Linked DNA regions of Homo sapiens: all the other regions are linked to region 1. Evidence: chromatin loops called from intact Hi-C (ENCODE). Cell type or tissue: mammary epithelial cell. All regions are shown on one strand.

Region 1 (8,000 bases):
TCTCTCACCTAGTCAGGAAACAAGTTAGAACATTAAAATTCATCAGATGAGAGCCAAACCCTCGTGAACCAAGGTAAGTAAATGCGTTTACCTCACCCCGTACTACCGGCTACTCCTCTCTCAAAGAAAAAGTTGGGACTCCTCTTCTGACAGGTGAGATCTGTTTCGTTATCCCACCACAAGTCAATAAGTTCAGGGCCTCAGATGTCAAACCAAACTGTGTGTCAATCCTAACTTCCCACATTATTTAAGCACTGGATTTTTCTCTGGCATTAACTGAATGGAACTTCACCTGAGGACAAAATTGGCTGTTACATTTGTAATTATGGAGTAAAGGTTGATTCTTAGCCAAACCAGGCTGGAAAACTGAAAGAATTCAAAAAGTAAGTGTGTAGATGTGACGCTATCTTGCTGATGCAAAGTTTCTCAAGTCAAAACATTTACTTGAAACTTTGGCTTCCTCCAAAGCAATAATTTTTTACATTTTAGGAGCAGCTTTCCTTGTAAAAGCCTTTACACTTGTCAGGCCTTCTGCCTTAACAAAGATTGTGAATTCTCTTCTAGGTGATTAAAATCAATTCTGAATTAAATACAGTTGCCCTGATCATGTCAAAAACGATGCAGCTGCTTTCCTACAGGTTAACTTATCTTGCAGATTTAAAAATCAGTTGTTTTTAAAACTTGGTTTGTACTGCCATCTAGTGATACATTTCATTGACAGTTTCAACATGCTAAATTTATATAGATCCACAGGGTTATCCTTAAGGGCAATGTAGTGCCACATCTATTTTTTCTTTTCTTTTTTTTTTTTTTTTTTTTTTTTGAGATGGAGTCTCGCTCTGTTGCCAGGCTGGAGTTCAGTGGCGCGATCTCGGCTCACTGCAACCTCCACCTCCTGGGTTCAAGCGATTCTCCTACCTCAGCCTCCCGAGTAGCTGGGATTACAGGCGTCCGCCACCATGCCAGGCTAAATTTTTAAATTTTTAGTCGAGACAGGGTTTCACTATGTTGGCCAGGCTTGTCTCAAACTCCTGAGCTCGTGGTCTGCCCGCCTCAGCTTCCCAAAGTGCTGGGATTACAGGCGTGAGCCACCGTGCCCAGCGAGTGCCACATCTTAAATAGAGCATTTACATTTGCAAATATAGAGAGAAGACTACCTCCTATACACAACAAAGTTCCCTCATATACCTTACAGACTAAGAAAAAATTTTTTATCATAAATATTAAAGAGAGCCCAAGCATGGTGGCTCACGCTTGTAATCCCAGCACTTTGGGAGGCCAAGGTGGGAGGATTGCTTGAGCCAGGAGTTCAAGACCAGCTGGGCAATATAGTGAGACCTCATCTCTACAAAATAAAAATTAAAAAATTAACCAGGCATAGTGCGCACCTGTGGTCCCAGATAAACAGGAGGCTGAGGCAGGAGGATAGCTTGAGCCAAGAGATCGAGGCTGCAGTGAGCCGTGTTTTACCCCACTGCACTCTAGCTTGGATGACAGAGTGAGAACCTGTCTCAAAAATAAACAAACAACAAATATATATATATATACACACACACACACACACACACACACACATATATATATACATATATATATGAAAGAGATGTCCCACTAGTATCCTATTAAACCACAGAGACTAGTGGGCTTCTTACATTAGCTTTTTTATTTACATCTTTGATTTTTACCATAATTAAAGCAGTTCATTTCTCCTAGATAAACAAATACAATCCTGGATGTTGAATTTAATGGCCAATCTGTTTGGAAAGGCAGAATTGCATAAAGGTTAAATGCATGGGAACTAGCATGATGCTCTCTGGGTCCAAATCCTAGCTCAGCACCTGCAATCTGTGTGCCCTTAGGTCAGTTATGTAACATCTCCATGCCTCAGTTTTCTAATCTGCAAAATATGGATAATAATCAAACCTACTCATAGAGTAATTTAAGAGACACTATACTTAGCACAGAGGCTAGCACAAAGTAAATGTTCAATAAAACACAACCAGAGCACAGTGAGCCTAATTTGCATAGCCCCGTGGGATGCTGAGATAGCAGGGAAGCTCCGGGTCTCATTCCACCGGAAAATAGATCCTTAGACACAGTAAAGACCAAGATCAGGACTCTGGATGCTAGAATCACCATATGATCCAGCAGTTGCATTTCTGGGTATAAAGGAATTGAACTCAAACAGATAAATATATGCCAATGTTCATAACAGTATTATGATAGCCAAAAGGTAGAAACAACCCAAATGTCTACTGATGGAGGAATGGATAAACAGAATGAGAAATATACATACCAGGGAATATCATTCAGTCTTCTTGTTTTCCTTAGGCCATCCTAATGAACAAAATTCAGTCTTAAAAAGAATGAAATTCTAATACATGCCACAAGTGGATGAACCTTGGAAACATTATACTAAGTGAATAAATTAGACACAAAAGGACACATATTGTATGATTCCACTTATATGAAGTACCTAGAATAGTCAATTCATAGAGACAAAAAGTAGAATAGAAGTGACCAGAGGCTACAGGAACGGAGGAAAGGGGAGTTCACGTTTAACAGACACAGGCTTTCACTTTGGAATAATGAAAAACTCTAGCTATGAATATAGCAGTGATAACAATGTGTTGAGGGTCATGATGTATTGTACAAAAAAGAAAAAAACCTCCACAACAACAATGTGAATGTAAATTGTACACTTGAAAATAATTAAAATGGTAAATTTCATGTTATGTGTATTTTATCACAATTTTCTTTTAAAAGTACAGGCAGGCCAGAGCCCTGGCCACATGCTCCTCTTTCCCACTTCCTTTACCCTCATTACATCCATATGCTTGCTGGGCAGCCCAGGACCACATCCAGAGGACAAGGATAGTGGCCAGGATGCACCAGGAACTCAAAGGAGACCTTCCGAGCTCCCCCATCTTCCCTCCCCCACCCCACCACACACACATACCAACACACATAGGCAGGCACCTTTAGAGGAAGGAAGAAGATGCAACACTCTGGGATCCTAGAAAGCTGGGAGGACTGGTGCAACAATTGCCCTTTGACTCCAACCTGAGCTCTAATTTTCCCCTATAGCTGCCTTGGTCTGGTAATCAAGGTTACACTTTTAAAAGAAGGAAAATGTCAAAAAAGTGGACATGATCCTAATTACATTTGTGTGCAGAGCAAGAAATGAATGTGAACAACTTCGATGCCTACTGATTAATGCTGAAAAACAACTCAAATGAACCAATGAACCAAAAGATAAGCCAAATCCAGAAACAGCTGTGGCTCAACCCCCAGCAATGGACTGGAAATCCATGAGACAGCTCCGCAGATAGAGAATGAAAAGTCTGTTCTTACATACGTTATACTCAGAGTAAGTAATCTTATGTGTAAAAGCAGCCAGGGAAAAACAAAATCAAAATGTCCCTTCCCCAAAACCCTTCTAGGAAACAGTCATCTTGTGAAAAAACAAAGTTTTGGCCCAGTGTTTTGAAAATATCTTACAGTGAGGCATACATTTTTTAAAAATGTATAACCCAAATTTATTACTTATTTATTGCTACATAACAAGTCACTTCCAAACACTGTGCTGTAAAACAACAGTCTTACTATCTGTCACATTTTCTGTGGGCCAGGAATTCAAACAGAGCACAGTGGAGATGGCTAATCTCCTCCAGAATGTCTGGAACTTCAACCAAAAAACTTGAAGGCTGGAGGCTGGAATAGGCTGATGGCTTCTTCATGTACATGCCTAACAGTTCATACTGGCTGTTGACTAAGGGCCAGCAGCATCACCCACACCTGGCCTCACTATGTGGCCTGGGCTTCCTCACAACATGGCAGCTGGGATCAAAAGGCAAGCATCAGCAGCGTGCAGTAGCACATGTCTGTAATCCCAGCGCTTTGGAAGGTCAAGGCAGGAGAATCACTTGAGCCCAGGAGTTTGAGACCAGTCTGGGCAACATAGTGAGACACTGTCTCTACAAAAAATTTAAAAATTATCCAGGTGTGGTGGCACACACCTGTAGTCCCAGAAACTCAGGAGGCTGAGGTGGGAGAGATTGCTTGAGGCCAGGAGGTTGAGGCTACAGTGAGCCCTGATTTCACCACTGCACTTCAGCCCGGGGAACAGAGCAAAACTCTGTCTCAAAACAGGGGGAAAAAAGGGAGGAAAAAAAGTATTCCAAGACAGAACCAGAGAAAAAAGTATTGCCTTTTATGACCTCACTCTGGAAATCATTCAGCATCCCTTTGGCCATGTTCCATCACTTGGTGCGGTTACAAAGATCTGTCTAAATTCCTTAGAAAGGAAGGAGACATACACCCCACCTCTCATGACACAGCGTAGAAAGAGCATGTAGGATGTGATATGTAGCTACATATTGGTGTAGCCAACTTTGGAAAACACAGTTTGCCACATTGTGCTTTATCTCAGTTAATCCTCACCCCCAAAAGAAACTGTATGCTATTACTATTTTACAGTAAAGGAAATGAAAGCTCAGAGAAGTGAAATAACTTTCCAAAGTCACACACTTAGTAAATGGCAGAGTAGAGATTCTGACTCCAGTGTCGAAGTCCTTGATCCCCAACCTGCTCTTCCTGCCATAGGTCACATTGCCTTATCTACAATTACAGAAGCTGGAAGTTCAAGTTCCAGGTCTCCTTATAAATATGTACAAGTTCTTAGAAGAAAAATAAATATAGAGGCATTGGATTCTCTGCTCCTTCTATACTCAGGGCTGCAGCTTCAGAGTAGACTTTATAGAAATATTCTATTAGGCCCAACAGTACCAAGTACATTCACAGCCCAGGGGAGACATCAGTGGGCTTCATATGCCGCCAAAGAATAAGCCCAAAAGTACCTGCAAAATGGCCAGTGCACTTGGCACTGTTAGTTGCCACCATTTGGACCTTATCCAATTGACCCTAAAATTGGCCCAAGTACTTGTGGTAGCCAACTTCCACAAGGTGGCCCCAGCGATCTTTACCTCTGGGTATTCACACCCTTGTGTAATCTCCTCCCACACTCTGTCAAAGTCGGTCTGTGTGACCAACAGCATAAGGCAGAAAATGGTGTATTACTTCCAATATTTGGTTTTAAGATACCATGACTTCCATCATGGGCTCTCTCATCACTCACAAGGGAAGCCAGTCGCCATGTTGTGAGGACAGGCAGGCAGCCCATGGAAAGGCCTGGAAAGCAAGGAACTGACACCCTAGCCAACAGCCAGCAAAGAACTGAGGCCTGCCAACAACCATTTGAGTGAGTTTATACACAGATTTTCCAGCCCCGGTCAATCCTTGAGATGACCACAACCCCAGTGAACAGCCTGGCTGCAACTTCATGAAAGACTGCCTCAGAGCTACCCAGCTAAGCTGGTCCCAGATTCCCTGACCCTCAGAATAAATGTTTATTGTTTAATGTTTACATTTAATGTTATCAATAAACCGATACCTTTAGGGGTCATTTGTTACATAGTAATGGATAACTAACAGAGTATTGAATTTAAAATCATGATTATCTGTTAGTAGAAAGAGTTGGGGCTTTGGAGACAAGCACACTGCCTTTAAATCCTGATTCCACCACTCCCTGGGTGAATAGCATGGACTCTCTGAGCCTCAGTTTCCTCATAAGAATGGGGATGATAAATTTATTCTCAAGACTGAGGATCAAAGGAAAGAAGTTAGAACAGGGAATATTCCTCTTCTTCCTTCTCAACATTTAATTTTTTAATTTTATTTATATTTATATTTTATTTTATTTTATTTTTGAGACGGAGTCTCACTCTTTCGCCCAGGCTGGAGTCAAGTGGCACAATCTCAGCTAAATGCAACCTCCTCGCCTTGGATTCAAGCGATTCTCCTGCCTCAGCCTCCCGAGTATCTGGGATTACAGGCACCCGACACCACACCCAGCTAGTTTTTGTATTTTTAGTAGAGACGTGGTTTCACCGTGTTGGCCAGGGTGGTCTCAAACTCCTGACCTCAGGTGATCCATCGCCTCGGCCTCCTAAAGTGCTATGATTACAGGCGTGAGCCACCACGCCCAGACCCTTCTCAACATTTTAAAACCGGAGTGAGGAATTGCCTCAGAGCAAGCACAACTTGCTCTGGTGATAATAATAATTGTACAACCAACTTCACTTATACTTTTATTCTTTCTATAGACACATTAGAAAGAGTGTAGCATTAATAGTAACATATCATGTATGTTTAAATCCTGTTATGCAGAAATGATAAACCAAAAAATCTGCTTATAGTATAAGAAAATAGTTACATTATTAAACAAACACCGTGAACATATTTTAGCTGCTTCCCATCTACATATAATCGGTCAACAATTCATAGACAACTATTTATTGGGTTCCCATTATGTCCCAGATATTGTCCTAGGTTCTATGAGGAATGAAAAATAGTCTAAGAAGGGCTGGGCACTGTGGCTCATGCCTGTAATCCCAGCACGTTGGGGGGCCGAGGCAGGTGGATCACCTGAGGTCAGGAGTTCGAGACCAGCCTGACCTACATGGTGAAACCCTGTCTCTACTAAAAATACAAAAATTAGCCGGGCATGGTGGCACACGCCTGTAATCCTAGCTACTTGGGAGGCTGAGGCAGGAGAATGGCTTGAACCTGGGAGGCGGAGGTTGCAGTGAGCCAAGATTGTGCCATTGCACTCCAGCCTGGGCAACAAGAGTGAAACTCAGTCTCAAAAAAAAAAAGAAAAGAAAAAGAAAAATAGTCTAAGAAATCATCTCTGTCTTAAAGGAATTTATAGACTTTTTAACATAATATGAAAACCAAAATACTGGCCAAGCATAGTGGCTTATGCCTGTAATCCCAATGCTTTTGGAGGCCAATGCAGGAGGATCACTTGAGGTCATGAGTTTGAGACCATCCTGCACAACACAGTGAGACCTCATCTGTACAAAAAGTTAAAAAATTGTGCTGGCATTGTGGTGGGTGCCTGTAGTCCCAGCTACTTAGGAGGCTGGGGCAAGAGGATCACTTGAACCCAGAAGTTCAAGGCTGCAGTGAGCTATGATCTTGCCACTGCACTCCAGCCTGGGCAACAGAGTGAGACCCTGTTTCAATTACAAAAAAAAAGAAAGAAAGAGGAATATCTTACGCTGTAAGTGAAGTTGCAAGGAAGTAAATGACTAAATAACAGCAAGGTGAATTGGCTTCAAATATGCAGATCTTAATCTCAGATTTACTGTTTACTAGCTTTGTGGATTGAGGTATAATCACTTACCTATCTGTGCCTCAATTTCCCCATCTGTAAAATTGGGCTAATAAGGTATGAGGTATGCCTCACAGAGTTGCTGTAAGGACCAAATGAAGTTTTATATATAGAAGTATGCACACACACACAGAGTGCCTGATATAGGAAAAGTACTCCATTTCTTTTTCTTTTTTTTTTTCTGAGATGGAGTCTTGCCCTGTCACCTAGAGCTGGAGTGCAATGGCTTGATCTCGGCTCACTGCAACCTCTGACTCCCGGGTTCAAGCAATTATCCAGCCTCAGCCTCCCGAGTAGCTGGGATTACAGGCCATCATGCCCAGCTAATTTTTGTATTTTTAGTAGAGACAGGGTTTCACCATGTTGGCCAGGCTGGTCTGAAACTCCTGACCTCGTGATCCCCTCACCTCGGCCTCCCAAAGTGCTGGGATTACAGGCGTGAGCCACCGTGCCCAGCCCATTTCTAATATACATAATACGTGTGGGTATTTGTTTACGTGGGGGTTATAGGCTATTGAGAAGAGAGGGATAAACTGGGTTGGAGTGTGGAATGTGCTGGGAGATACTGAGAAAGTACTTCTTGAATCAGCCTGAAGACCAAGCTGGCTTTAGATGGTCTGGGAGGAGAGAGGAATCCCAGAGAGATGGGAGAACCCAGCCTACTCTGATGTAGGGGACATAGCCTTAACATCTTCCTGCCACAAAGGCGCTGCCACCAATAACAATTCCACCTTGTTAAATAAGAAATAGGCCAGGTGCAGTG
Region 2 (8,000 bases), 140 kb after region 1:
AGAATTTAAAAAGTGTCACTGTTGTAATCAAAGGCAGTTTGGTAGTATCAGTTTTATGTACATTTACCCTTTTGTTCAGCAATAGTAGCTACAGGAACTCATGTTATAGAAATACTACCATTTATGCAGAAAAGATAAATGGATGTACATTTGCAGTAGTACTTTTAATAGTGACAAATAGAAATAATGTCAATATTTACCCGTAGGGGAAATTGTTAAATAAATTTATATTCATATAATGAAATAAGCAATTATTACCAAGAATAAAGTATATATGTTGACATTTAAAGATGGAAAAAGTAAATCATGAATACATATATTTTCGGATTTTAAAAAGCAAAAATTGTGTAGATATAATGATGCATAGAAAAGTTTAGAGAAAGATACATGGCAATATTAACATGAGAATGTTTGGGAGTTGGGTGGAGACATAGTCTTACATTTTCTTATTACTGCTATATTTAGATTTTCTACAATCAGCATGTATTAATTTTGAAATTAAGAAACATTTCTTTTAAAATAATGAATAATTCTTAATGTAACAGCATAGACATTAGCTGAATATTGATTTTCTTGTTGTTGTTTTTTTTTTTTTTTTTTTTTTTTTTTTTTTTTGGAGACAGAGTCTTAACTCTGTCGCCCAGGCTGGAGTGCAGTAGCGCAGTCTCGGCTCACTGCAACCTCTGCCACCTGGGTTCAAGTGATTCTCCTGCCTCAGCCCCCAAGTAGCTGGGATTACAGGTGCCTGCCATCACCCCTGCCTACTTATTGTATTTTTAGTAGAGATGGGTTTTCACCATCTTGGCCAGGCTGGTCTTGAACTCCTGACCTTGTGATCCACCCGCCTCTGCCTCCCAAAGTGCTGGGATTACAGGTGAATATTGGTTTTCAAAGTACAGTCATGCACACATAACAACGTTTCAGTCAACACCAGACCACATAATACAATGGTGGTCCCATAAGATTATATTGGAGGTGCCGTCTACACGTGTACCATTTTTTATCTTTTTTATTGTTTTTTTACTGTACATGTTTTTTTCTCTTTTTAGAGACAGAGTCTCATTCTGTTGCCCAGGCTAGAGTGCAGTGACATGATCATAGCTCACTGTAACCTCAAACTTCTAGGCCCAAACAGCTCTCCCACCTCAACCTCCCAAGTAGCTAGGACTACAGACGTGTGCCAACACGCTTGGCTAGTTTTTTTTTTTTATTTTTAATGTCTGTAGAGAAAGTCTTGCTATCTTACCCAAGCTACTCCTGAACTCCAGGCTTCAAGTGACCCTCCTGTCTCAGACTCCCAAAGTGTTGAGATCATAGGCATGAGCCACCACACCCAGCCCTTATTTTCTATGTTTAGATGTGTTTAGATACAGAATACTTAGCATTGTGTTACCTACAATATTCAGTGCATTGTGTTACCTACGATATTCAGCGCATAACATGCTGTATAGATTTGTAGCCTAGGAGCAATAGTTATGCCATTTAGCCTAGGTGTATAGTAGGCTATACCATCTAGGTTTGTGTAAAGTACACTCTATCATGTTCACACAACGGTGAAATCACCTAATGATGTATTTCTCAGAATGTATCTCCAATGTTAAGCAAAGCATGACTATATTCAGAACATAATGGAGACTCTTCACAATCTCCTTTAGAACCATTAGATAACCTCAGTTTGTATCTCCTCTTTTTGCTGATTCTGGCACACAGCGCTTACAACAGCAGCCACTGAGAGCTAAATTGAGACTTCGTGAAGGGATGACAGTATATTAAGAAGCAGTTGACTGTAAAAAATGTTTTTTATGCTGCTAGTCTCATGACTAATCAGAATATAACCACTAAATATCCTTAAACTAAATAATAGTGCAAATAGTACTAAGTTCTAATGTAAAGTTTTAATAGGAGGTAGGATAAAGATTGTCATGAAAAATTTTTCAAGTGATGTTATAGTTTTGTAAAATAAAGGCACAGAAACAAATCATGTTATTGAGTATTTGCAAGGGAGAGATTAATTTTAGTGTGAACTGACCTCAGATGTAGGTTCACAACCTTGTTGATCAATAGGAATTAACCAAGTAGAGCTCAGGAGGATTGGTAAGAGTAAAGAAGTTGGGAAAGTGATGTATGTAAAATGCTAGGCCAGGGAGCTTGTAAGTCAACAACAGTGGGCAAATTGTATCAGTAGTTGATCAGTCTCCATCATCTAAGACCAGAATTGCTCATCTTACAGATAGCTGTTTATGTTTTTTTTCAGGTATAAATCCTGGTTTATTTTGAAACTTCCTATTACTTAAGTTTACTGACATTTCCAAGGCTTTATTATATTAATATCTGGTCACACTCAACACATGCATATATTTTTGAACACTGAAATGCATACTTCAGTTCCATTTGAGGTCCATATAGATTCTGTGTGTTTTAGTCTTGCTTAAATTATTTCTACTACTTCTTTGCACCCCTTTGCTAGTTTTCTCAGTGCCGTAGGGTTTATTAAATAATAATTGGACTCTAGTAATTTTTTTTAATGAGAGAGAGGGAAACTATATTTGAAATTGGATTGGGACATTTATTTTACTTAAACAGAAGTTTGCTTATGACACATAATCTAGATGGGATATATCTTATCTATAGTGTATCCACCTGCTGTAAGTAGATACTGTATTTGTATAGCCATTATTTTGCTGTAAGTACTTTATCATTTTAATTAAATTGATTAAGAGGAAAAAAAAAGAATGGAATTCTCTTTGATGCAACTTTTTCCCCCCAGACCAGAATCCGTAGAAGCTAGCCCTGTGGTAGTTGAGAAATCCAACAGTTATCCCCACCAGTTATATACCAGCAGCTCACATCATTCACACAGTTACATTGGTTTGCCCTATGCGGTAAGTGTTAAACACTTCTTTGAAAAAACATTTTTAAATTTAGAGATTGAAAGTAGATGCATGTGATACTGTGCTTGAAACGGCATGTTTGAAAAGCATGGTTGTTTCATACTATCAAAATAATTAGGCGTTTAATTTTTCATTAACCATTAAGCGATTAAAGTTCTATAAAAGTGAACTGTTTCTCTTATTATTTTGCAATTTATGCTGTTAATAGTTTGATATTATATTTCTTTACTTCCTAAAAGAATGCAGATAAGGTTGTATTGTACTACCTACTATTAATTTTGAATTATATAGTAATTAATTTTGTTTTAATTTTTTGATTTTTAGTTTTTGAATTATATAGTAATTTATATAGTAAATTTTATAGTTACCATTTATTGAGCCCTTGTTATGTGTCAGACATATATTATTTAATCATTAAAAACAACTTCATGAGATGTAGTTTTCATCTTTTATTTCATAGGTGAGAAAATAAAAGCCTATCTAACTTATTAAATATTGCATATCTAGTAAGAGGCAGCATTTAGATTCAAACGTAATTACATAACAACACATTTATGATACTATGGAGGTAGAATTATGAGATACTTACTACTTGGACCAGAATAAAAATTACTAAATTTAAAAAACTATATTATATGTTTTATAGTGATAAATATGTCTTGTTTTATTATTCTTTAGGCTCCATATTTCTGAGATGTGTGTTTTTCTTTTTCTTTTTTTTTTTTTTAACACTTCTATTCTCACATCTTAATACCTTCTTTCATCTTGGAGGTGGAGCTATGTATGTGACCATAGGAACGTGAAGATATGATTTGGTAGGGAGGGAATGAAATTTGGATGTGAATGTGACCACTCCCACTTTGTAGATAGATATATTCACTTACTGCTGTGGTTTAATAACTGGCTTCACCAAGTCATTTTTTTAATGGTATTAAGGAAGGAATGAGCCAGTCTCATATCTCTTGAGTATTGAAATTAAGGGTTGAATTTTATTTAAGTTGCTTGGTTTATATCATTGTTGAAATTAAATAATATTGTGCTATATTTGTGTTTAATTATTCAGGACCATAATTATGGTGCTCGTCCTCCTCCGACACCTCCGGCTTCCCCTCCTCCATCAGTCCTTATTAGCAAAAATGAAGTAGGCATATTTACCACTCCTAATTTTGATGAAACTTCCAGTGCTACTACAATCAGCACATCTGAGGATGGAAGTTATGGTACTGATGTAACCAGGTGCATATGTGGTTTTACACATGATGATGGATACATGATCTGTTGTGACAAATGCAGGTAAAATATTTTACACCATTATTTTATTTTTCTTGAATGCTGATAACCTTTGGTAATGTTGGAAAAGATAACTAAAGTCACTTTCAAGGGAATTAATGGATACATATTTTAAGTGGGACTTCTACTATTGATGCAGTCCTAGAAAAAGCCTCCTATGTGAAAAAAGAGTTTACTAGAAATCCCTGTTGTTAACTGAGTAATAGACAGTCAGTTCTGAACTTTTTTTCATGTAGGATCACATTTTTCTGTTCACTTAGTTCAATAGTAGTACAAGTACATAAACATAGCAGTAGACAAGATAGAAATGAGAGAATTTAGTCTTTTGTATTTCCTTTGGAATAATTTGTGCTTAGTCAACTGTGATTTTCCAGTTTGCGGAAATTAAACATTTTCATTGATGTTTGTTTGACCTGACTCTCTCACCTCCTTTTGACTTGAACCTTGCAGCACTCTGGAGTCTCCTTGAACCAGAACCACAGTCTCCCCTCCCCCAACCCTGGTTCAGCCACCAAGAAAGGCCTCCTCCCCTAGAGAAGGTGTGATTGGGACAGAAAGTGGGGTTTTGTATCATTTTTTTTTCTTGGTTTTTTTTTTTTTTTTTTTTTTTTTTTTGACTGGGGGGAAGGATTTGGGGAGGATGAAGAGGGAACAGTAGGATTTCAGCCTGAAAGTTACTGAGTTTATCCCCTGCATAGGGTGGGAAGCGCAGAGTACTTACGCAGTGCATTGTAGAGAGCAAGAAAGTTGGGGAGCTTTACAGAATTTCCTGGGTCTGGTCATTATGGTGTTGCTTAATTATTTGATGTGATGCAGTATGGCATATACCCATATTTGAATGTAAGTATAAAAATGGACCCTAAAGCCAAGTATTACTTTGAATTACTTGTAATATTATCCCCATCTATTAGATTAGGTGATTAGGAGTTGAATATTATTGATACAAACATGCAGTTAGCATTATGTTTCAAAAAGTTTGTTTACTCTTGCCAAAAAATGAGAAATTCAAATATTAAGTGGAATGTAAAATTTGATATTTTTATGGAAAGTTGTAATATTAACACTGAGTTTATCTTAATAATAAAAACATATTGTAGTACCTTTCCAAATGTAAAAATAAACTTTCATAACCTGTAATACATTCTACCATGAATAATGACTTCAGTAAATTTATTTAGGAGGTAAATTAAAAAACTAAAAATACAGTGACACTTTGCTTTCCTCATAGTAGAAAATGTCAAATCATATTGTAGCCAGTCATATAGAAAAGCTTTCTCTTGGCTGATTTTGTCTAATGTGATAAATTACATACTTTGGTATGTAATTTTTATTTTAATACATAATCTTAGCAGTGTTCTTCTTTTGATATAACGGCGATGGTCTATATATAAGATACAGTTATCTCTATTAGAGAATAGTAAAATTGTCCTTAGGAGTTTTTATATCCATCTACAAATTATTGAAGGACCAGTTCACAGTTTTTGGATTATTCAAGTTATTTGCTTCTCAGAGAGTACTTTTTGTTATGACTCTAATATTTGTTACTCTGTTTTTCTGTTGCTCAGCCTGTAGTCTCCTGGAAGGCTCTATTCTAACTTTACGTTGGCTCATTATTTTTACATGTTCCTACTACTTATACTCATCTCTTTGAAGTCTGACATCCACAGCTCTGATTATTTATTCATATTCTAGCTTTGTTTCTTCTGTTGTCTGCATGACATCATTACTTGCCCCACAAATTTAGTTTAATTTGTTATTCTAACCCTTGTCATTTGTGCTACTTTTCTTTTTCACATCTTTTTTCCACTTTGATATATATTTCACATTCTGTCAGTTCTTGCCCCAACATTCTCAGTTGAAAAGTAAAGAACAACACAGTAGCAGTTAGTTTGGTACAGTAGTCCCTCCTTTCCCTGGGGTATATGTTCCAAGACGCCCAGTAGATGCCTGAAACTGCAGAGAGTACTGAACCCTACAGTACTTTGTTTTTTCCTATACATAAATACCTATGATAAAGTTTAATTTATAAAGTAGATGCAGTAAGAGCTTAACAACAATTGTAACAGCATACTGTAATAGAAGTAAATGTGGTCTTTGTCTCCTCTCTCTTTCCTTCTGCCCCCCTCTCTCCCTCTTCCTGAAAATATCTTAATATTTTCAGACTGTGGTTGAACACAGGTAAATGAAACCACGAAAAGCAAACCATGGATAAGGGGGAAGCTACTGTAGTTATATATTAGAAGTAGTTTATTCTTATGTAAGGAATAACTAAGACTTTTTGGAGTCAGGCATATATATCAACTTCAGACAAATTAGTCTTGGCAATAAAATACAATAGTAACAAATTGAGAAATTTGCCTCAAACTGGTCCATGTATTCTATTAAAAGTAATTAGGTTTAATCTCTGTCCTCATAGAATGCCTCTTACATTCTTTAACTTATTTTTCTCTGGCGTTAATTCTGGTTCTGCCCTCCTTTAACTCAAGTGTGGAATGTTGGAAATGCCTCTTTAGTTGGTCTTTCTGCTTGCAGTTTCTTCTTTGAATTAATACTACATGCCACCAAAGCACCTGTAAAAAATTGTTACCTGTTGACAGAGGAAATTTACACATGTCTGCACATTCCAAGTCCTAAGTAATCTGACTGTACTTCATTAATCCAATTTTAACCTCCTTCTATTTCTCAAAATGAATATTTCTCTTCATATATGTTGAGCGCCTTGTGGCCACTTTCTCTTCATATCTGATAAATGATATTTGATAAATGTTGCTACACTGATAGCTTACTATTTCCCAAACGAGGTTCGAGTCAAGTTCATTATTCTCCAAGGTGCTTTTCTCATTAATTACAAATAGTGTGGCCGTCTCTACATTGTGATTTCTAATAATATTTGTAGAATAAATTATACATTTTATATTTTAAAATTGTATCTGCTTTAAAAATTTATGTATCCTATATTTATCCTCTTGCTTTTGCATCTCAAAATTTTATCGCCTTGAAGACACGTTTCTATGAATTTCTCAGAGTACCTTTTAGGAGTACTAAGCTCAAAGTAGGTGCTTATTAAATGATAGTTAAATGGAATATCAAATCTTAATTTAAGGATGACTTAAATAATATTACATATGTTCTGCTTTTTTTTTTTTAAGCGTTTGGCAACATATTGACTGCATGGGGATTGATAGGCAGCATATTCCTGATACATATCTATGTGAACGTTGTCAGCCTAGGTAAGTTGCACATATCTGATAACATTGCCAGTAATTTTACTGAGGTAATACTAGTTAACAGAAATTCCTTTATGAATTCGAGTTAAAAAATTAATGAATCACAGCCGGGCATGGTGGCTCATGCCTGTAGTGCCAACTACTTGGGAGGCTGAGGCAGGAAGATTGCTTGAGCACAGGAGTTTGAGGCTGCAGTGAGCTTTGATTGTGCCACTGCACTCCAGCCTGGGTGACAGAGCAAAACCCAGTCTCTTTTTTTTTTAAAAAAAAAAAAAAAAAAGAAAAAGAAAAAAGGAGAATTAATGGATCACTGTGTTTCATCGATTCTAACATACGCTTTTCCATTTTTATGTGTATTCTTACTATTATTTTTGTATTCTGACAACTCTAAAATCAGGAAAATATCTATCAATAGTGTGTCATAGTTTATAGGGTTTTTACTTTATTAATGATGCATAAAATAATAGTGCATCTTCTACCTGATGGCATCTTTTTTAACTGGAATGCGCTATATTAAAGAGTTACTAGATGAATACTCCCTTAGTTAAAGAATTTAGTAGATCTATCATTCTTCTTGTTTGTAATTTTTTTT
Region 3 (8,000 bases), 510 kb after region 1:
TGCTGTAAACAGATGTGCTGTCATCCAGGCTTTGTTGTTCTACTTATAGAGCACACGCAGATCAGATTTAGCATAATGCTTAGGATTAAAAGCCCTAGGATTTTCAGAATGGTGAATGAGCATTGGCTTCAACTTAAGGTCACCAGCTGCGTTAGGCCCTATTGAGAAAGTCAGCCTGCCCTTTGACGCCTTGAAGCCAGGCACTGATTTCTCCTCTCTAGCTAGGAAAGTCCTAGATGGCATCTTCTTCCAAAAGAAAGCTGTTTGTCTACATTGAAAGTCTGCTTAATGTAGTCATCTTCAGCCGGGTGCAGTGGCTCACGCCTGTAATCCCAGCACTTTGGGAGGCCAAGGTGGGTGAATCATGAGGTCAGGAGTTCGAGACCAGCCTGGCCAACATGGTGAAACCCCGTCTGTACTAAAAATACAAAAAATTATCTGAGTGTGGTGGTGGACCTGTAATCCCAGCTACTCAGGAGGCTGAGGCAGGAGAATCACTTGAACCCGGGAGGCAGAGGTTGCAGTGAGCTGAGATCACGCCACTGCACTCCAGCCCAGGTGACAGTGTGAGATTCCATTTCGAAAAAAAAAATGTAGTCATCTTCATCAATGATCTTCATTAGGTCTTCTGGATAACTTGCTGCAGCTTGTACTTGTTTCACCTTGTATTTTCACTATGTAGATAGATGCCTTCTTTCCTTAAACCTCATGAACCATCCTCTGCCAGCTTCAAACTTTTCTAGCTTCCTTACCTCTCACAGTCTTCATAGAGTTGGAGAGAGTGGCTGCGTGTGGTGGCTCGTGCCTGTAATCCCAACACTTTGGGGCACTGATGTGGGCAGATCTCTTGAGCCCAGGAGTTTGAGACCAGCCTGAGCAACATAGTAAAACCCTGTCTCTAATTTAAATTATTGAAAAAAAAAAAAAGTATTGGCCTTGCTCTGGATTAGGTTTTGGCTTATGAGAACATTGTGGCTGGTTTGGTCTTCTGTTTGGACCACTCAGGCTTTCTCCATTTCAGCAATAAGGCTGTTTTGCTTTATGATTCATGTGCTTACTGGAGTAGCAATTTTAACTTCTTTCAAAAACTTTTCCTTTGCATTCACAATTTGGCTGCGTAATGCAAGGAAGGGGCCTAGCTTTTGGCCTATCTCAGCTTTCAACATGCCTTTCTCACTAAGATTAATCATTTCTAGCTTTTGATTTAAAGTGAGAGGCATGTAACTCTTTCCACTTGAACACTTAGGGGCCACTGTGGTGTTATTGACTGGCCTAATTTCAATATCTTTGTGTCTCAGGGAATAGGAAAGTCCAAGTAGAGAAAGAGAGATGGGGGAATGGCCAGTTGGTGGAACAGTCAGACCACATACAACGTTTATTGATTAAGTTCAATGGCTTATGTGGTGCAGTTCATTGTGCCTCAAAACAATTACAATAGTAACATGAAAGATCACTGGTAACAGATTACCATGCAGTTATAATAATACTGAAAAGCTTAACATATTATGAGAATTACCAAAATGTGACATAGAGACATGAAGTGAGCACATGCTGTTGGAAAAATGGCACTGATCAACTTCCTTAATGTACGGTTGCCACAAACCTTCAATTTGCAAAAAATACAATATGTCTGCTGCCTGAGGAACATAGTGAGACCCCATCCCTAAAAAGCAAAACAAAATAAGTCATATAATGTCTGCAAAGTACAATAAAGCAAAGTGCAATAAAATTAGGTATGCCTATATCATAAAACAGAAATAAAGGAAATATAGTAGTTACCAGAGGCTTGGAAGAGTAAGGGAAGGGGGAATAGGAAGAGAATGGTTAATGGATGCAAAATTACAGTTAGAAGGGGGGAATAGGCCAGGTGCGGTGGCTCACACCTGTATTCCTAGTACTTTGGGAGGCCAAGGTGGGTGGATCACCTGAGATCAGGAGTTCAAGACCAGCCTGGCCAACATGGCAAAAACCCATCTCTACTAAAAAATACAAAAATTAGCTCAGTGTGGTGGTGCACACCTGTATTTCCAGCTACTCAGGAGGCTGAGGCAGGAGAATTGCTTGAACTCAGGAGGTGGAGGTTGCAGTGAGCTGAGATCACCCCATTGCACTCCCAGCCTGGGCAACAGAGTGAGACTCCATCTCAAAAAAAAGAAAAGGAGGAATAAACTCTAGCATCCTATAGCACAGCTGGGTGACTATAGTTAACAACATTGTTTTTGTGTATATATATTATTTATTTATTTATTTATTTTTGAGACAGAGTCTCACTCTGTTGCCCAGGTGCAACCTCTGCCTCCCGGGCTCAAGCGATTCTCCTGCCTCAGCCTCTTGAGTAGCTGGGATTATGGGTGTGCACCACCACGCCCAGCTAATTTTTGTATTTTGAGTAGAGACGGGGTTTCACCATGTTGGTCAGGCTGGTCTTGAACTCCTGACTTTGTGATCCACCTGTCTCAGCCTCCCAAAGTGCTGGGATTATAGGCATGAGCCACCACGCCCGGCCGTATATTTTTAAATAGCCACAAGAGAGAAATTTGAATGTTTCCAACACAGCAATATGATCAATGTTGAAGGTGATGGATATCCCAGTTACCTCAATTTGACCTCTAAACATATGCATATATTGAAATATCACATGTACCCCCGTAAGTTTGTACAATTATGTATCAATTAAATTTTTTTAATCTTTAAAAAAGGAAATAAGCATTTCAATATGTACATATCAAGATATGACTATGCAAGAAGGCTTAATGAAATAATCAGATACTTGCGTCTTCACATAGCATCATAGTAAATGTGCCAGCTACAAGCACAGAGTAATACAGGTGTGTTGTATAGTAATGAGTCAATTATCCCACATGGTAGTGATATAGATGTTATGATTGTCTGCAATGGTAGAAAACCCTTGGTAAAGTTCAAGACATCATAAAGTCAAATCCTCCTTTCATATATATAATTGTATTCTTGGAAAAATCAGAATATGTTAACAATCTGCCAAAGGTCCCTGTATTACAGATTTTTTTTTTTTTTTGAATCATGGTCTCGCTCTGTCACCCAGGCTGTAGTGCTACAGTGTGATCACAGTTCCCTGTAACCTTGGCCTCCCAGACTCAAGTGATCCTCCTCACTCAGCTTTCTGAGTAGCTAGGACTACAGGTGTACATGCCACCACGCCCAACTAAGTTTTTATATTTATTTTTATTTGTAGAGATGAGGTCTCCCTATGTTGTCCAGGCTGGTCTTCAACTTCTGGGCTCAAGCAATTCTCCCACCTCAGCCTCCCAAAGTGCTGGTATTACAAGTGTGAGCCACCATGCCCTGCCTGCAGATGTCTTATACATTTGATTTCCACCCATTAAAATGACAGTAGTGCTGACCAATCATTGTGACAATCAATAATACTCTCTCCCACCACATTTTCTTCTTCTTTTTTTTTTTTTTTAGACGGAGTCTCACTCTGTCACCCAGGCTGGAGTGCAGTGGCATGATCTCAGCTCACTGCAACCTCTGCTTCCTGGATTCAAGCGATTCCCCTGCCTCAGCCTCCTGAGTAGCTGGAATTACAGGCATGTTCCACTATGCCCAACTAATTTTTGTATTTTTAGTAGAGACGGGGTTTCACCATGTTGGTCAGGCTGGTCTCGAACTCCTCACCTCATGATCTGCCTTCCTTGGCCTCACAAAGTGCTGGGATTACAGGCGTGAGCCACCGCGTCCAGCCCCCAACCACATTTTCAAAATGCTGAGAGTGCAGTTAGAACTTACGTAGAGAGGAAAGAGCACTGACATAGGAGTCAGACAGGAGACAGCTGTTCACTCTAGCCCAATCACTTTACTGTTCTGGGTTTCATTTCGCTCATCTGAAAAATGTAGAACTTGGTCTGTGTAATCACTAAGATCTATTTGATGCTGAGGTAGACCATATATATATATATATTTGTTTGTTTGTTTGTTTTTTGAGAAATAGAGATGATGTCTCACTATGTTGCCCAGGCTGGTGTTGAACTTCTGGGCTCAAGCAATCCTCCTGCCTTGGCCTCACACAGTGCTGGGATTACAGGTGTAAGCCACCGCGCCTGGCCCTATATCTTTCTTATTGCTAGTTGATGAAACAATAACTGCTAAAAGGTATACAGCCATGTCTCCCTCTGCTGGCTGAGTGACATGTCATAAATGCAAACAGAAGATTTTTAATGTTTTCAGTGCAAGAGCTGTCATCTTTTAGGATTTATTGACCAACACAACATGTTGCCAAGTGATAAATGTAGACAGCATTTGTTTCAAAGCTTGGATACCATCTTCATTTTCACAAATAGATATATATCTATCACAACAAAGTCTCTATATTCAGGTACTCACTATCTAAATTAAATTTGGAAAAGCAGATCAGACTGCACATGAAACTGACATACTGTGTTGATCAAGGGCTTTTGGCTGGAATTATTTGGCTCATTCCCTCAGCCATCTCCAGGGGATAATTATCTCCAAAGAGGGAATTTCCTGTTGGAGTTAACAGACTTTCAAGAAGTATTCGGCAGATCATTAATCTTTTAATGGCTAAACCGTGAAAAAAATTAGTTACATATTAAATAGTTTTAAAATACTGTTACCCCCAGCTTCAGACTTCCTACAGTGTGCTATGGACTGAATGCTTGTGTCCTCCCAAATTCATATGTTGCAATCCCAATCCCCAATGTAATGGTGTTTGGAGATGGGGCCTTTGGGAGGTAATTAGGTCATGAGGATGCAGCCCACATGATGGGGCTAGTGCCCTTATAAGAAGAGCCATGAGAGAGCTTGCTTTCTCTCTCTCTGCCATCTGAGCACACAGTAAGAAGATGGCCACCTGGGCCAGGCACAGTGGCTCACGTCTGTAGTCCCAGCACTTTGGGTGGCTGAGGCGGGTGGATCAACTGAGGCCAGGAGTTCGAGACCAGCCTGGCCAACATGGAGAAACCCTGTCTGTATTAAAAATACAAAAATTAGTCGGGCGTGGTGGCGTGCGCCTGTAATTCCAGCTACTCTGGAGGCTGAGGCAGGAGAATCACTCCAACCCGGGGAGTGGAGGTTGCAGTGAGCCAAGATCGTGCCACTGCACTCCAGCCTGGGCGACAGAGTGACACTCTGTCTCAAAAACAAACAAAACTAAACTAAACAAAAAAACAAACAAACAAAGAGATAGCCATCTCCAAACCAGAAGGAGGGCCTTTACCAGGACGGGACCGTGCTGGCACTCGGATTTTGAACGTTCTCTGGACTGTGAGGTATAAAATTCTGTTGTTTAAGCCACCCAGTCTATGGTATTGTTATAGCAGCCCAAACTGATGAAGACAAATGAGTTTCCCTCTTTCCTGAATTAGTCTAATTATTACTACTATTATTATGGTTTGTATTTTTGTAGGGTACTTTAATTGTTTTGGGAAAAAAATAAGTTATGTGTGTATATATATATTTTTATTTATTTATTTATTTTTTGAGATGGAGTCTTGCTCTGTTGCCCAGGCTGGAGTGCAGTGGCATGATCTCGGCTCACTGAAAGCTCCGCCTCCCAGGTTCACGCCATTCTCTCGCCTCAGCCTCCCAAGTAGCTGGGACTACAGGTGCCCGCCACCACACCCGGCTAATTTTTTGTATTTTTAGTAGAGACGGGGTTTCACCGTGTTAGCCAGGATGGTTTTGATCTCCTGACCTTGTGATCCGCCTGTCTTGGCCTCCCAAAGTTCTGGGATTACAGGCGTGAGCCACCGCACCCGGCCTTATTTTTATTTTTTGAGACAGAATCTCGCTCTGTCACCCAGGCTGGAGTGCAGTGGTGCAATCTCAGCTTACTGCAACCTCCGCCTCCTGGCTTCAAGTGATTCTCCTGCCTCAGCCTCCTGAGTAGCTGGGACTACAGGTGTGCGCCACCATGCCCAGCTAATTTTTGTATTTTGAGTAGAGACAAGGTTTCATCAAGTTGGCTAGGCTGGTCTTGAACTCCTGACCGCAAGTGGTCCAACCGCCTCGGCCTCTCAAAGTGCTAGGATTACAGGCATGAGCCACCGTGCCAGGCCAAGTTCTATATTATTTTAGAGCTATTTTTAAATTACAGTTATCCATGCAAGGTTAAGAAAAAAAGGGCGGGGGTAGAAAGAACTCAAGTCACACTGAGGTGCAGAAATGAAAAATGAAAGTCTCTCCTCCCCCCACACATTACCAGTCCACATCCAGAATCAATCACCATTCATAGTTTCTGGTTTTAATTCATAATCATCGTAATAGTAAATATTATCCTTTCTTGGCATTACTTTTGTATGCTAATTTATCAAGTTTGGGCACTGTATTTTTTACAAATTATTATTATTAAAGAATCCACTTGTATGACAGTGATGAAGCCCAGGCTGAGTTTGGGCATAAGTACATCCCACTCAGGATTTTATAGTTATAATCCCTGTCTTCTCTCTAGACCTCAACTGAAAACCCAGACTCATGAGGCCTCAATCCCTGATGAGCCTAGGTTTTCAGTTGAGGCCGTCCTATACTTGGTACACGCCAAAGGCAACCATGCAGGAGGCTTTTTCAGAGAAAACAACTTTGTCTTCCCAAAAGACAAATGCTCCCCTTTGCTTTATGAGGCAGAGAGCAACCCCAAACCACGGACAGGTTGGGGCCTACACAGCCCTCAATTAATTTATCAACTTTGGACTGTATTTTTCACTCACTGCCATATAAGATAAACGATTTATTACACTTGTAATATATCCCCTTAATTCTTTCCATAGACCTCCCAGTGATTCTAGTTGGCTCCTATTTTACTTCTAATGGTTGTCTTTTTTTTGCCTTTAAATATTATATGATATCATCTATTTCTTTTCTTTTTTTTTTCTTTTTTTTTTTTTTATTTTTGAGATGGAGTTTCGCTCTTGTCGCTCAGGCTGGAGTGCAGTGGCGCCATCTCAGCACACTGCAATATCTCCCTCCTGGGTTCAAGTGATTCTCCTGCCTCAACCTCCCGAGTACCTGGGATTACAGGCGCCCACCACCATGCCTGGCTAATTTTTTGTATTTTTAGTAGAGATGGGATCTCACCATCTTGGGCAGGCTGGTCTCAAATTCCTGACCTCAGGTGATCCACCCACCTCGGCCTCCCAAAGTGCTGGAATTACAGGCATGAGCCACTGCGCCCGGCTAAGTTAATGCATTTATTCTTGTCTTGTCTTGTCTTGTCCTTTCTAGACAGGGTCTTATACTGTTACCCAGGCTGGAGTGCAGTGGCATGATTGCAGCTCACTGCAGCCTCAACCACCTGGGCTCAAGCCATCCTCCCATCTCAAACTCTGGAGTAGCTGGGACTACAGGAATGTGCCACCATGCTTGGCTTATTTTTTATCTGTTGTAGAGATGGGGTCTCACTATGTTTCCAGGTTGGTCTCGAATTCTTGGGCTCAAGCAATCTACCTACCTCTGCCTCCTGAAGTGTTGGGATTACAGGCGTGAGCCACTGCACCTGGCCTGTCTTTATTATTTTTGCCTCCTCCACATTTTTGCTAGTTAAAATATTATCTTACTTGTCAAGACATCATATTTATATGCTGTATTTATAGTTCTGTCTAAGGTTACATTTTCTCTTTGCTACTGCAGGCCATGAATGTTTCTGCCTCAGGACCTTTCCATTTGCTCTTCATGGCTTACTCTTAATTTAGATCTCAGCTCAGACGCCATCTTCCTGAGAAAGTTATCTAAAAAGGCAACTCTTCCTCTCCACCCCATTCATTCCCTTACTGTTTAATTTTCTTTATAGCATTTATCAAGATTTAATATTATATATTCATGATACAATTAATTATAATTTAAAAAAATTCGGCCAGGCATGGTGGCTCATGCCTGCAATCCCAGCACTTTGGCAGACCAAGGCGGGCAGATCACTTGAGGCCAGGAATTCGAGACCAGCCTGGCCAACATGGCCAAATCCCGTCTCTACAAAAAATACAAAAATTACCTGGGTGCAGTGGCTCAGG

The links. A loop is a pair of places that touch in the nucleus more often than their neighbours do. Peaks named below come from ENCODE experiments on the same cell type or tissue, not always from the same donor. Only the 100,000 strongest peaks of a DNase experiment are listed, where the experiment ranks them.
Region 2: a loop joins it to region 1, with 5 times the contacts of the local background. A loop is called at or near these places in 5 of 110 quality-filtered maps.
Region 3: a loop joins it to region 1, with 24 times the contacts of the local background. A loop is called at or near these places in 20 of 110 quality-filtered maps.

The regions. Positions count from the first base shown.
Region 1 is chr7:104,918,089-104,926,088 of GRCh38, forward strand. It overlaps LHFPL3-AS2 (LHFPL3 antisense RNA 2), which reads right to left. Exons shown (of 4, transcript NR_027374.1): 2 at 2,297-2,337. Among named protein-coding and RNA genes, the nearest start is that of LHFPL3-AS2, 4.6 kb to the right of the region's middle. In mammary epithelial cell, CTCF peaks have their summits at 699 (motif pointing left) and 4,966 (motif pointing right); a DNase peak (open chromatin) is centred at 4,983; H3K27ac peaks cover 280 bases.
Region 2 is chr7:105,059,397-105,067,396 of GRCh38, forward strand. KMT2E (lysine methyltransferase 2E (inactive)) reads left to right here. Exons shown (of 27, transcript NM_182931.3): 4 at 2,768-2,882; 5 at 3,955-4,184; 6 at 7,331-7,411. Among named protein-coding and RNA genes, the nearest start is that of KMT2E, 49 kb to the left of the region's middle. In mammary epithelial cell, no CTCF peak of the experiment used is centred here; no DNase peak of the experiment used is centred here.
Region 3 is chr7:105,425,751-105,433,750 of GRCh38, forward strand. No RefSeq gene overlaps it. Among named protein-coding and RNA genes, the nearest start is that of SRPK2, 41 kb to the left of the region's middle. In mammary epithelial cell, CTCF peaks have their summits at 4,156 (motif pointing left) and 4,743; no DNase peak of the experiment used is centred here.